4 separate regions of the Homo sapiens genome follow, and regions 1, 2 and 4 are each linked to region 3. The links are chromatin contacts, found by Hi-C or POLR2A ChIA-PET in ENCODE. All regions are on one chromosome and are shown on one strand. The core of a region is the stretch at or near the end of the contact, and the rest is flanking DNA. Distances in the headings are between cores, read along the strand shown.

The links. A loop is a pair of places that touch in the nucleus more often than their neighbours do. ChIA-PET counts read pairs that join two places held with the same protein, here RNA polymerase II (POLR2A). Pooled maps may share reads with other maps.
Region 1: a map of CD8-positive, alpha-beta T cell shows a loop between it and region 3 (11-fold over the local background). The contact joins the promoter of PRXL2C here to the promoter of FANCC in region 3. A Hi-C loop is called at or near these places in 1 of 168 maps with a recorded cell type or tissue (CD8-positive, alpha-beta T cell) and 14 of 50 pooled maps. POLR2A ChIA-PET finds 5 or more read pairs at or near these places in 1 of 52 experiments (WTC11).
Region 2: a map of B cell shows a loop between it and region 3 (27-fold over the local background). The contact joins the promoter of ZNF367 here to the promoter of FANCC in region 3. A Hi-C loop is called at or near these places in 2 of 168 maps with a recorded cell type or tissue (B cell and endothelial cell of umbilical vein), 15 of 37 single-sample maps with no recorded cell type and 14 of 50 pooled maps. POLR2A ChIA-PET finds 5 or more read pairs at or near these places in 1 of 52 experiments (H1).
Region 4: a loop to region 3 is called in a pooled map, with 10 times the contacts of the local background. The contact joins the promoter of HABP4 here to the promoter of FANCC in region 3. A Hi-C loop is called at or near these places in 7 of 50 pooled maps.

What each region holds. Positions count from the first base shown.
Region 1 is chr9:96,653,757-96,656,672 of GRCh38, forward strand. It overlaps PRXL2C (peroxiredoxin like 2C), which reads right to left and starts at 1,561. Exons shown (of 6, transcript NM_153698.2): 1 at 1,334-1,561; 2 at 949-1,017. The coding sequence starts at 1,525. RefSeq lists silencers at 1,100-1,169, 1,310-1,519, 1,560-1,649.
Region 2 is chr9:96,416,941-96,419,640 of GRCh38, forward strand. It overlaps ZNF367 (zinc finger protein 367), which reads right to left and starts at 1,430. Exons shown (of 5, transcript NM_153695.4): 1 at 673-1,430. The coding sequence starts at 1,092. RefSeq lists enhancers at 1-236, 1,711-2,244, 2,245-2,700 and silencers at 597-836, 1,137-1,276, 1,387-2,046, 2,307-2,576.
Region 3 is chr9:95,316,304-95,319,190 of GRCh38, forward strand. It overlaps FANCC (FA complementation group C), which reads right to left and starts at 1,406. Exons shown (of 15, transcript NM_000136.3): 1 at 1,223-1,406. RefSeq lists a silencer at 758-1,077.
Region 4 is chr9:96,448,683-96,451,581 of GRCh38, forward strand. HABP4 (hyaluronan binding protein 4) reads left to right here and starts at 1,487. Exons shown (of 8, transcript NM_014282.4): 1 at 1,487-1,946. The coding sequence starts at 1,598. RefSeq lists an enhancer at 905-984 and silencers at 1,265-1,804, 1,815-1,874, 1,955-2,004.

The DNA.
Region 1 (2,916 bases), core at 311-2,810, 1.3 Mb after region 3:
AAAACATTGTTTTCAAAATGATATAGTAAATAATTCTCTATATTCTCCCCAAAGACATTCTTTTTTAAAAACTCTGTAGCACAGTTTTTTTTTTTTCTTTTTTAGACGGAGTCTTACTCTGTCGCCCAGGCTGGAGTGCAGTGGTGCAATTTCGGCTCACTGCAACCTCCGCCTCCCGGGTTCACGCCATTCTCCTGCCTCAGCCTCCCGAGTAGCTGGGCCTACAGGCGCCCGCCACCAAGCCCGGGTAATTTTTGGTATTTTTAGTAGAGTCAGGGTTTCACCGTGTTAACCAGGATGGTCTCGATCTCCTGACCTCGTGATCCGCCCTCCTCGGCCTCCCAAAGTGCTGGGATTACAGGCGTGAGCCACCGTGCCCGGCCGCACAGTTATTTAATCAATGTTATTTTTTCACATCCTGATTGACAAGGTCTGCTGAAAGAACATCTGTTTTATAAAGGCTGCTCAATGCCTTTCCTCAAAAAGCTCACTTGGGCACAAACCTATCTGTGCCTCAAGAAAAACAACTATGTGGTTTGTCCTAGGGACATGGAACTTGCAGCCTATTAACATAAACATTTGCACCTTTACGATATATTAGTATTTTCCCATAATGAGCAGCTATTTGGAGTGTAACAAAAAATAAAGGGAAGAAAATAACCATTTCCAGCATTTGTTTTAGGGCATTATCAGTCAACATTTGAGAACAGGCACTAGGTTACCAGGCAACACCACAATTGTTAGTACGTTTACCACCAGGCAGCACCCAATGAGTTAGGGCAGAAATAGATCTCTGACGTCTCACTCCTTTTGGAGGGGCGAGGGTGGAGAGAGCTGCGGGGAGGGGCAATCCAGGCTGCAAGTTCCGCGCTGGAGCCGCGTCCTCCCCCGCCCCGCTCGCAAGGTCTGCAGAAGCGGGCACTGGGCCGCCCACGCTGGGAAACTCACTTGTAAGAAACTCCTGGGGATTTTGGCCAGATCCTCTACGTATTCCTTGCAGATGTAACACAGGAAATGCTGAAAGCCAAAACGGCAGAAAGGGCAAGTTAGTAAAGCAGCACCCTCGGGCCCCGAAGGATCCCTGTACTTCGCCGTGCGTGACGCGAGCAAAGGCGACGCCCGCGGGGCCGGGACCGGCGGCTCGGGCGCCCGGCGCGTGGGAAGCGGGCCTCGCCCTCGCCCTCTCCCTGCCCCGCCCTAGTTGGGAAGCGGCCGCGACTGGGCAGGCTGCCTTCCCGTTTCCGTCCTAAGAAGCAGGAGGCGCGGCTCGCATCCCGGCAGCCTGCCCGGGACCCTGGGCCGCGCTTCCCTTCCAGCCCCGCCGCCCGCTCACCCGCACGAACACCACCACGGCGCGGCGCTCCCGGAACAGCGCGCCGAACGGTACCCGCTGCCCGCGGGCGTCCAGCACCGGCAGCTCGGCCACGGCGGCCGCCAGGGGCTGCCCGCTGTCGGGGCCGCTCGGGGCCGGGACCAGGGCGGCGGCGCCGCTAACCTGCCGCGTGACCGGGGCCGGCGCGGCCATGACGCGGGGCGGCCGAGGGCCTGGGTCCGCTCTGTCAGCGCGGACCGGGGCGGGGCGCGCAGAGGTTGGGCGCGGGGGGCGGGGCGGGGCGTGCAGAGGTGGGGCCTGGCAAGTCACGGTTTCCGCGGCGCGGCGCGGGCCTGGGAGCTGTCGGAGTGAACCCCACGGGCGGTTCTGACTCAGCTCTCAGGGTAGGGGACAGAGAGAGAAAGTAAGGTCCGTCCACGGCGAGCAAGCATTATTGAGGAAGAAAGCCGCCCGCGCCCTCCATGGCCACCTGAGCGGATGTTCTCACCTATTCGAGAACTAATGGGTGTATGTGTAAAAGGTGGGCTAGGGCCAGGCCCACGTTTTGTAAACACACAGGCCGGGCCTGTAATCCTAGCGACTTGGGAGGCCGAGGCGGGAAGATCACTTGAGGCCAGGAGTTCGAGACCAGCCTGGGTAGGTAACAGAGGGCAACGCCATCTCCGTTTTTTAAAAAAATAAATAATAAAAATAAAGAAATAAAAGGTGAGCTGGGTGGGATGAGGATGATGAAGTTAGATGACTTAGCAGCTGTTTTGTAGAAATCCCACACTTCCAATTCAGTTTCTCCTGGGGTGGGTAGGCAGGCATAGGGAAATCTGGGGATCTCAGCCTTTGTGAGACCAAACTGGCCCTGGATTTAGAGGTTCATCTTTCTCTGGGGTTTCTCATGGGTGCTAACTGTGTGTCCAAGATTTCCAGAGCAGGACCAGATAACATTCAGGCTCTTTGTCTTCATAAGTTTACTCACTCTTGTGTATGGATTTGGGGTTCAGAAAGTACATCCTTTATCTATGGCCTTTGTTGAGCTGAAGAATATTTCTGGGGCGGAGTGCTAGGCAGGTCTATGTGACTGATGTGACTCTGCCACAAAGTGCAGGAAAGGGGGATGCTGCATCCTCTGGCTTTCACCTGTGTGAAGATTTTATACTTTATTGAGCACACATTAAGTGCTCTGTTTGAGAAGCTCTGCAGCGTGTTTACAAAATTTTAAGCATAGATCTGTTTCTAAGTCAAGATAGTTTCTTTCTGAGACAGGGTGTCGCTCTGTCGCCCAGGCTGGAGCATTGGCACGATCATGGCTCACTGCAGCCTCCACCTCCTGAGCTCAAGCAGTCCTCCTGCCTCAGCCTCCCAAGTAGCTGTGATCACAGGCATGCACCACCATGCCTGGCAAATTTTTTTTTAGATTTGTTTTTGTAGACACAAGGGTCTCCCTATGTTGCCCAGGCTGGTTTTGAACTCCTGGGCTCAAGCAATCCTCTTGCCGTGGTCTCCCAAAGTCCTGGGGTTACAGGCATGAGCCACTGGGCCTGGCCAGGAGCTTTATGAGTTTTTGGAAATAAATGCATGACCAAAGTGCA
Region 2 (2,700 bases), core at 180-2,679, 1.1 Mb after region 3:
TCGCCTCACTAATCACTGTAAGCCCCAGCTGCCTGATCTGTAAAATAGGTTTGAACCAGTGGTAACGACCTTCCCAGCTTTAAGCAGTCGGAGACTGCAAGCAATTTTAGCGTCCCATTCCACTATGTGCTCTCAACACCTAGCAAGTAGTATGCTGGATAAATGAAAGGCAGCGAAGGCACAACTTCAGCCGCAGAACAGGCCCAGAAGTCCTTTCTTGCTCTTCGGCTGTCTCTGCAGGGCATCTTTTAACAGGGCGAGGGCGATCTGCAGTAATGGAGCAAACACTGTGCGCTCCCTGCCCTCTCGCAGTCGGTGGAACAACTCAAGGCCCTCATCCCTCTCGTTTCCTCTCGGAACTGAGGACTCGGCAGCCCGCCGGGAGGATGTCAGTGGCCGTTGACCCGGCCTCCCCAGCGACCCCGGGCCGCGCTCCCGCCCACTGCACCTGCCGCAAGGACGGTCTCCCGCGCCGCTCCCGCCTGTCACGTGACAGGCCCCCCCCGACTGGGGCCGGTTTTTGGCGCGCGGCAGTGACGTCAGCATCCTGTCAGCCGCAGCCCCCGCCGTAGCCGGATCGACCTCGCGTTTTCAACTCCGCCCCGCCCGCCGCACCGTTAACGGGCCCCGGCTGCCCCACGTCCCGCCCGCCCGCCCGCCCGCGCCGCTCACCTTGAGGTGGCCGCTGTCTGGGCTGCTCGCTTCCTCCTCGTCCTCACCTCCCGAGGCGGCGGCGGAGGCCGAGGCGGCGGGCGGGGGCGCGCCCCGGCCACGAAGCCCCGAGTGCTCGGCGGCTGCGGCTGCAGGCAGGGCGGCCGAGGCGGCGGCCCCCGCGGCCCCAGGGCTGAGCGTCACGTTGTGTGCGTTCTCGCCCCAGCGCCACGGGTACACCATGAAGTCGCTGAAGCCGGGGCTGGTGGGGATGAGCGGCGGCGGCGGCTCCGGCTCCCCTCCACCGCCGCACGTTGGCTTGATCGGGGTCGTCCTGATGACCGACACCAGCACCCGCTTCGGGGAGTCGTGGCAGAAGATGACGGGCGGCGGCGGCGGCGGCGGGTTCTCCGCCATGGGCGCCTCGAAGCCCCGGATCATCGCCCGGCCCGACCCCCAGCTCCGGCGGCCCCGGGCCGCACTCCTGAGCACCGCTCTGCCCCTCACTCGCTCTGCTCCGAGTCGCAGGCTCAGTCCTGCCGGCTCATGGCAGACTGACGTTTCCCGGAATCCTGCGCAGCAGCCACCTAACTAGTTGAGCAGACGGCACCGGCGGGCAGGGCTGGACCCCAGCCCCAGGTCAAGCGCGCCCTCCGCTCTTTGTACTCCGCAGCGCAGGCTGCAGGGGTGGGAAGCAGCGGGCGGCCCGGCCCTTGCGGTGACAGGAAAGCAGGACGCGCGGCGCTGAGCCCCCAAAAATAACAACCTGCCGCCGCGGTGCCTGCCCCGGCTTTTCCCGCGTTACATTTCGCGCCTGGGCGGAACCAGTCACCGCGAGGCCGCTGCCCGCTGGCCGCACCGGCGAGTGACAGGCGGCGCGAGCCAATGGCCAGGCCTGGCCTTCTTTCCAGCCGGCCGGGGCGGGGCCGGGTCTGCGCGCGGGTCCTTCCCACCTCGCCATTGGCCGCCGCTCTTATATTTTTTTCTGTCTGGAGGGCCAACAGCGTTCGAAACTCCAGTGGAGCGCGCGGCGTCTCCACTCGCCCGGACACACCCGCCTGCCGCCCCGCCCCGCCGTCCCTCCGCGTGGTTAGTCCGGGCCAGGGAGACAAGGGCGGCGGGGAGGGCGGCAAGAGGGCGGCTGATTGGACAGCGGCGGGGCGGGGTCGGGGGGGGTGGTGATCGTTGGGCGGTGGAGGCGCGCGCCCCGCTCGGCCCCGCCCGCCGTTGGTTGTTGGGCCGCGGTTCCCGCGCGCAGGGAGTTTAAAGGGCTGGGGCCCCGCCGCCCGCCCCGCCCTCGGTCCCACCACCCGCCCGGCGGCTGGAGTCTCTGCTGCCCGAGGTCCTGATGGGCACCCGGCGTGCCTGGTTTCTTAATCGAGTTCCGTCTGCTCAGCTGTTGCACGCTCTGTGAACCAGCCCTGTCAGCACCGCCCTGACTCCTCCGGGCCGATTGTGGGCCTCCGGTTCCCCATCTGTGGAAAGGGGAGAGTCCAGGAAGTGGCCTCCGAAGTCCCTGCGGGCCGCTCGCGGCGCGGAGGCCACAAGAGCCGGGCGAGAGTAGACACTCTCACCCTGGACTGATGCCCCGAAGTTGCCTCGGGGATCTCCCCACCCCGGCGACCCCGCTCTACCGAGCGGCTGCTCCGGGAGTCGGGGCAGCGCCCTACTTTGCTCGGCCCCCACCTGCCCCGGCCGCGTCCTAGTACTCGCGCCGGGACGCGCGGAGCCCCAACGTCCTCTGCCCGCCCCGCCCCAGCCCCGCCTGGCTGGCGCCGACCGCGGCCCGGGTGGGGCTCGCAGGCTGCAGAGGAAGGACCGGGCGGAGGGGTTGCCCGGCTTCCTACCCGCTAGATGTGGCCTGGGGAGCTGCGTTTTGTTCTTGGGAATACAGATTCCCAGGCACCGCCTGATTCGCGGTAGGGGCTCAATAAATATTTGCTGAATGGATGAATGAATATCCATTGGTTAAGGGTTAGGATTGGTAATTAAGTTAGAACACGACTGTATAATAACAGATAACTAAGCTGAATAGCTTTTCTCTCTGTG
Region 3 (2,887 bases), core at 156-2,655:
AACATTGAAACATCAATTCAAGTTTAATGTATAAAGTCGCAATGAACATGTTTTCCATCTAAGCTTAGGTAATGAATGATCTCAACACATGGTATGAATTCTACTGTTTGTAACAACCTTTCAGGGGAGTAAGGAGAAAACGATCTGTCTGAGGGCATATCACTGACAGTGAGTGACAGCCACAAAGAGCTGAAGTTGGGTGGCCCAAAAGTGCTCTGCTCATTTGATAAATGCTAAGTCAAATCACATCACAGTTTAGATGCATTAAATGGGGCACAAGTTAGAATAAAATCAGATGCCCGGGAGTTTTCCAAGTTTCAGATTAGAACAAAAGTCCAGGCACATACAGGACTTTGCTAGAAAACTCCTTGGTCTCTTCCCTTAAGATTCTGGTACCCAATTTCCCATGTTATAAAACTCCAAGTCTTTTCCCCCATTCGGTGCGCTGGACACATAAGATCATAGAGGGTTCGTAGTTGTAAACGCACCCACCTAAAAAATTAAAAAGAGCAAACCAACAAACAGCACCTGAAAAATCTCTCACGGGCTTTGAAGATATGGCCTGGCGTCCACAAAAAGAATGGAGGGAAGACACTGGCCTCTGCGAACCCGCCTCCCTCCGGGAATAAAAGGCGGAGGGCGGGAGGGGTAACAGCCGCGCCCCGGGCTCCTCTAATTGGACCTCGCCCCTCCTGGCGCCCCGGCGAATGGGGTTTGGGGGCAGGGGTGTGAGGGACGGGGAGGACGAGGCCAGCTGTAGAGGGCGACCGGCTCAAAGGGGCGAGCTTTTCACGGCTCCCACGAGTCCGAGGCAGAGAAATTCACCTTTGCTCCTCTCCTTTGAAGAAGACATAGCTGCCTGCGCTCAATGAACAAAAAGAACCAAAACGCCAACACCCGGCTCCCGCCTCTCCGGGGGCTCCCTTCCGCGCGACCCCAGCGCCGGCTCCCGCCCCCGCTTTCCCCGCCCTGGCCCCGCCCCGCGGGCTGGCACCGCCCGCCACCTTCCGCCTCCCGCCTCCCGCCTCCCGCCTCAGCCTTAGCCACAGCCCTGCGCCGGCGGGAACCCCTCTCGCCCACCGCAAGGCGCGCCTGGCCCACCCGCTCTCGCGAGCCTTCCCTCTTGCCCCTCGCCTCCTCCTCCCGCTCTCGCCGCTGACGTGTCGGCCAGACCCCCGAGGGAAGCCTCCGCCCTCGCTGCGTTCTGCGGCCTGCCGCTTACCGGGTGGTCCTCGCGGGAGCTGCTTCAGCAGTTTGGGCAGTGGCGGAAAGGAAGCCACCGCCCGGGATCTGTGGCTTGAAAATTTGGCTTTGCCTCGTATTGGCTTTTTGAGTTTTTTTGGAATTTTCCCGCGGTCGCCCGGCAGTGGAGCCGCGCGCGCGCACACGTGTCAGCAGTGCATTCTGGGGCCTGGCTAGCGGCCCCGCGCGCTCCCGCGGCGTCGCGGGAAAATTCCGACGAATCTCGGGTCCGTGGGGCGGGGCGGGCGCGGCCAGGGCTCTGGCGGAAGTGGGCCCGGCTGGGGCGGGTTCTAGGCGAGCGGAGTCGGTACTGCTCCAGTGTTCCCGGTTTCGCGCGGAAGCCCCGGCGGGAGCAGGGTTGCAGCAGCGCCCGCGGAGAAGGGGCGCTGGCTTCTTCCATATTCTGTTCAAAATGTAGGGGAGGTAAAATGGAAATTAGTTCTTTTGAAGAAAAGTTGAGGCTTTGTCAACGGGGTAAAACCTCTAAAATAAGATTTTCTAACTGCGTTCTAAACAATAGCAACAAAAAAGGCATCTTCAGTTAATGATTTCCCCTACCGTACATTAGTTCCATACAGTGTTTGGTCGGGGTTCAAATCAGTTCAACGCTGTACATAAACCACCCAAACAAATATTAATAAAATTTTCTCCAAACTCCCATTTATGACAATGGCATTAGCTTGTCTTGGTGAATTTTTTTTTCTTCTAGGATCTGACGACTTAAGCTTTAAAATGTCTTAAATCAATGCCTCACAACCATAAATCATAATCATAAAACTACAGCTTAGGTCGGGCGCTGTGTCTCAGGCCTGTAATCCCAGCACTTTGGAAGGCCAAGGCGGGCGGATCACGAGGTCAGAAGATCGAGACCATTCTGGCCAACATGGTGAAACGCCGTCTCTACTAAAAATACAAAACGTTTAACCGGGCGCGGTGGCGGGCGCCTGTAATCTCAGCTACTCTGGAGGCTGAGGCAGAATAGCTTGAACCAGGGAGTCAGAGGTTGCAGTGAGCCGAGATCGCGCCACTGCACTCCAGCCTGGCGACAGAGGGAGACTCCGTCTCAAAAAAAAAAAAAAAAAAGCTACAACTTCACATATACGTTCAAAAACACACTACAGGCCGGGCGCGGTGGCTCACACCTCTAATCCCAGCACTTTGGGAAGCTGAGGCGGGTGGATCACCTGAGGTCAAGAGTTTGAGACCAGCCTGGCCAACATGGCAAAAACCCGTCTCTACTAAAAATACAAAAATTAGTGTGTACTCCCGGCTACTTAGGAGGCTGAGGCAGGAGAATTGCTTGAACCCAGGAGGCGAAGGTTGCAGTAAGCCAAGATCGCACTACTGCACTCCAGCCTGGGCAACAGAGCGAGACTCTGTCTCAACAAAAAACACCACAAAGCTGTGTGTGCTTGTAATAAAAATAGCTCTCAAGTATTTAAACATGTCCAACTATTCCTATGGTGAAGAAATACCCGTTTTACCAATGAATACTTTCAATTCAGAGACTAATTTGCAGAGGTTATACATTTATAAGTGATACAATAAGTATATAGCATAGCAATAGCAACAATCTGTTTAAGAATTAAAGGTAGTTAAAAAAAGGAACCGATCCAGAGGTTGAGACAAAACTGGCAGAATCTGC
Region 4 (2,899 bases), core at 237-2,736, 1.1 Mb after region 3:
GGTCCAGTCGGCAGCTCAACCTCATCAAGGATCTAGCCTTTCTCTATCCTGCTCTGCCATCCTCATGGCCACGCTAAGGAACAGCCACCCGAGGCATCATGTCTTCTCATGGAACAAAGACCAGGGAACAGAAGGGGGGGAGATCCCTTCTCAATCCCTTGTTAGGTGCAAGAAAAACTTTCCCAGAATACTTCTCAGATCTGTTCTGCCCGATTTGCCCCACAGCCTATTCCTAAGCCAATTACTGGCAAGGAATTGGAATCAGGTGCAATGAATAATGTATGATTAATCAAGTTTGAGGCTGGAAGGGGCCCTCTTCCCCTGGGGAATATGATGCCTGAACAAAATACAGGCTCTGGAAAAATGTAAGAGGGAAAGAACGGCTGTAGGATAGGCAGCCAAGCGTGTCTCCACCGCTGCCTATGCAAAGATTTCCTGGAGGAAGTCCAGTCCGGCGTTCTCTAAGCTCCAGGCCTCAACTGAATATCTCAAAAGAAAACAAATATCCAAACCTCAACGTGTCCCAGACTGAATTAATGATTCCCGTTAAAGTAGTGTCTTCCAGTGGTAACTAATACTATCATTCAGATGCTGGAGCCAGGAAAATAAGAGTCACCGTATCTTCTTCTCCCTCATCACCACCTCTAGCGCATCACCAAGTCTTTGAATCCATCTACTCTCTTCGCCTCCACCGCCACCATCCTAATCCCAGTCACTATCAACTCTTCCCTGGAGCTTTGCAACAATCATGTTTGGCTTCCCAGCATCCATTTGTATTTCCCTCCAAACTATTAGTTCACAGTGCAGGTAGGGTGGCCTTTTCAAACCCAAATCTGCTCATGCTCAAAACTTGCTTCCCACTGCTCTTAGAATAGAGACCACTTTGAGCTTGAATAGGCTGTGCACATCCCACCTCAAGACTGCTGCACTTGCTGTTCCTCCTCCAACCCCTTGTCACCCCTCTCCCTCGGCTTAACTGTCATTTCCCAATTAGGTCAGATCCCTTTGCTGCAGCCCGTAGAGAGCTCTGCGCCTGTCCTTCAGGGCACTTTTTCTCCATCTACAGACTCAGATCTGTGACAACACGGAGCTAGTATTTCCTACAACATAATGCCTGGCACACGGTAAGTGCGCAATATGTAGCTGTTGCACGGCTAAATGTATACATAAGCTTCAAAGCAGAGTGGCCCATAGCAAATACGGTCGCAGTCCCGGGAGAAAGCACACACAGCCGAGACCCCACCGCTTCGTCGGCGCCGCCTGGACCAGCCAGTAGCTCCGCCCCTGGGCCCCGCCCCTCCCTGCTGAGCGAACGGGGCGGGGCCCAGAGGTCGCGTGACGTGACAGCAGCCGGTCGGTGATTGGGTCTCCAGGCGCGCCGTGTCGGAAAGGGGGCGCACCCGCGCGCGCTGACTGGCTGTCTGGCGCAGCGGGGCGGACGGCGGCGGCGCCGCGGGGGCGGGCGCCGGTAGGGGCCGGACAGGGTAGGGCCCGGAGGGCGGTGGCGGCGGAGCGGGCGGCATGGGTCCTGGCCGCCGGCTTCGCTGAGACGCGCTCGCGTGGGCTGCCCTCCCGGGCCCGCAGTGGTCGCGGCGGCATGAAGGGCGCTCTGGGGAGTCCCGTGGCTGCCGCTGGCGCCGCGATGCAGGAGAGTTTCGGCTGCGTGGTGGCCAACCGCTTCCATCAGCTGCTGGACGACGAGTCGGACCCGTTCGACATCCTGCGCGAGGCCGAGCGCCGGCGCCAGCAGCAGCTGCAGCGCAAGAGGCGCGACGAGGCGGCGGCGGCGGCCGGGGCCGGTCCCCGCGGCGGCAGGAGCCCAGCCGGGGCCTCGGGCCACAGAGCCGGCGCGGGCGGCCGGAGGGAGTCGCAGAAGGAGCGCAAGAGCCTCCCGGCGCCCGTCGCTCAGCGGCCCGATAGCCCCGGGGGCGGCCTGCAGGCGCCGGGTACGCGGGGACAGCGGGGTTAGCGGACCACGGCTCGGCCCGCTGTGAGACTGGGGTCCCGGGGGCCGGTTTCAGGAGGAGGGGCCCGGGAACAGTAGGGAGAGTTGAGGGTCCTGGTGGCCGCCGAAGGTAGGAGGAGAGGGGCAGGGGTCACACCCCTTCCAGCTCTCGCCAGCCTCGTGCGGGGCTCCGGGGGAAACGCTGGCTTGGGGTGGGATAGGGCCCTCGAACCCTGGCACTGAGGCTCTACGGCAAGTTGGACGAAGTTGAGGGAGGTTGTCTGGGTGGCGTGTGGGGGCGAACGGCTGAGGTCGCTACCCCGGGGCTCCCACATCCAGACCTGGCGGGGACCTTCATCTTCCAGCCCAGCCTCTGCAAGATTGAGGTCGGAGCCACCCGAGAGCGCGGTGGGGAGGAGGAGGGCGCCTGGTCCCGGGGCTGGGGGCCTCTGTGATGCCGGAGGCCTGGGCGACCGCGGGGCGGCCTGTGACGTCGGGGCCCGGGCGGGGGTCCCCGGCGCGGTCCGGCCTGGCGCCTTCGCCCCTTCTCCGTCCGGTAGCTTCCAGGAGGCAGCCGGCATCGTATTTCAGTACTTCGTGTGGTGTTGATGGGATGTGCAACTTATAAATAGCTCAAGGCTGCTTTAAGAAAAGCGTTTTTAACCTTTCCAGCAAGAATATTCGGAGTTCCCCACTCCCTATTTAGCAAGAAAAACCGGTGCGCAGCGTGGTGTCCTGCTGCCTGTGGACGGGGAGGGTGCTTCAGAGTTCATTCTCTCACCGAACTGCGTCAGTGGCAGAGCCAGCAACACTCCACCTGTGTTTCCTGTTTTCTTGAAATGAGGCAGCGGTCCCAAGGTTTGCAGAGTGTTAGGATTAAGATGTGTAGGTTGACCATTCCTGCCGACGTTTGCCAGTGTGTTCAACTTGGCTTTATTGGTTTGTTCCTTGCTT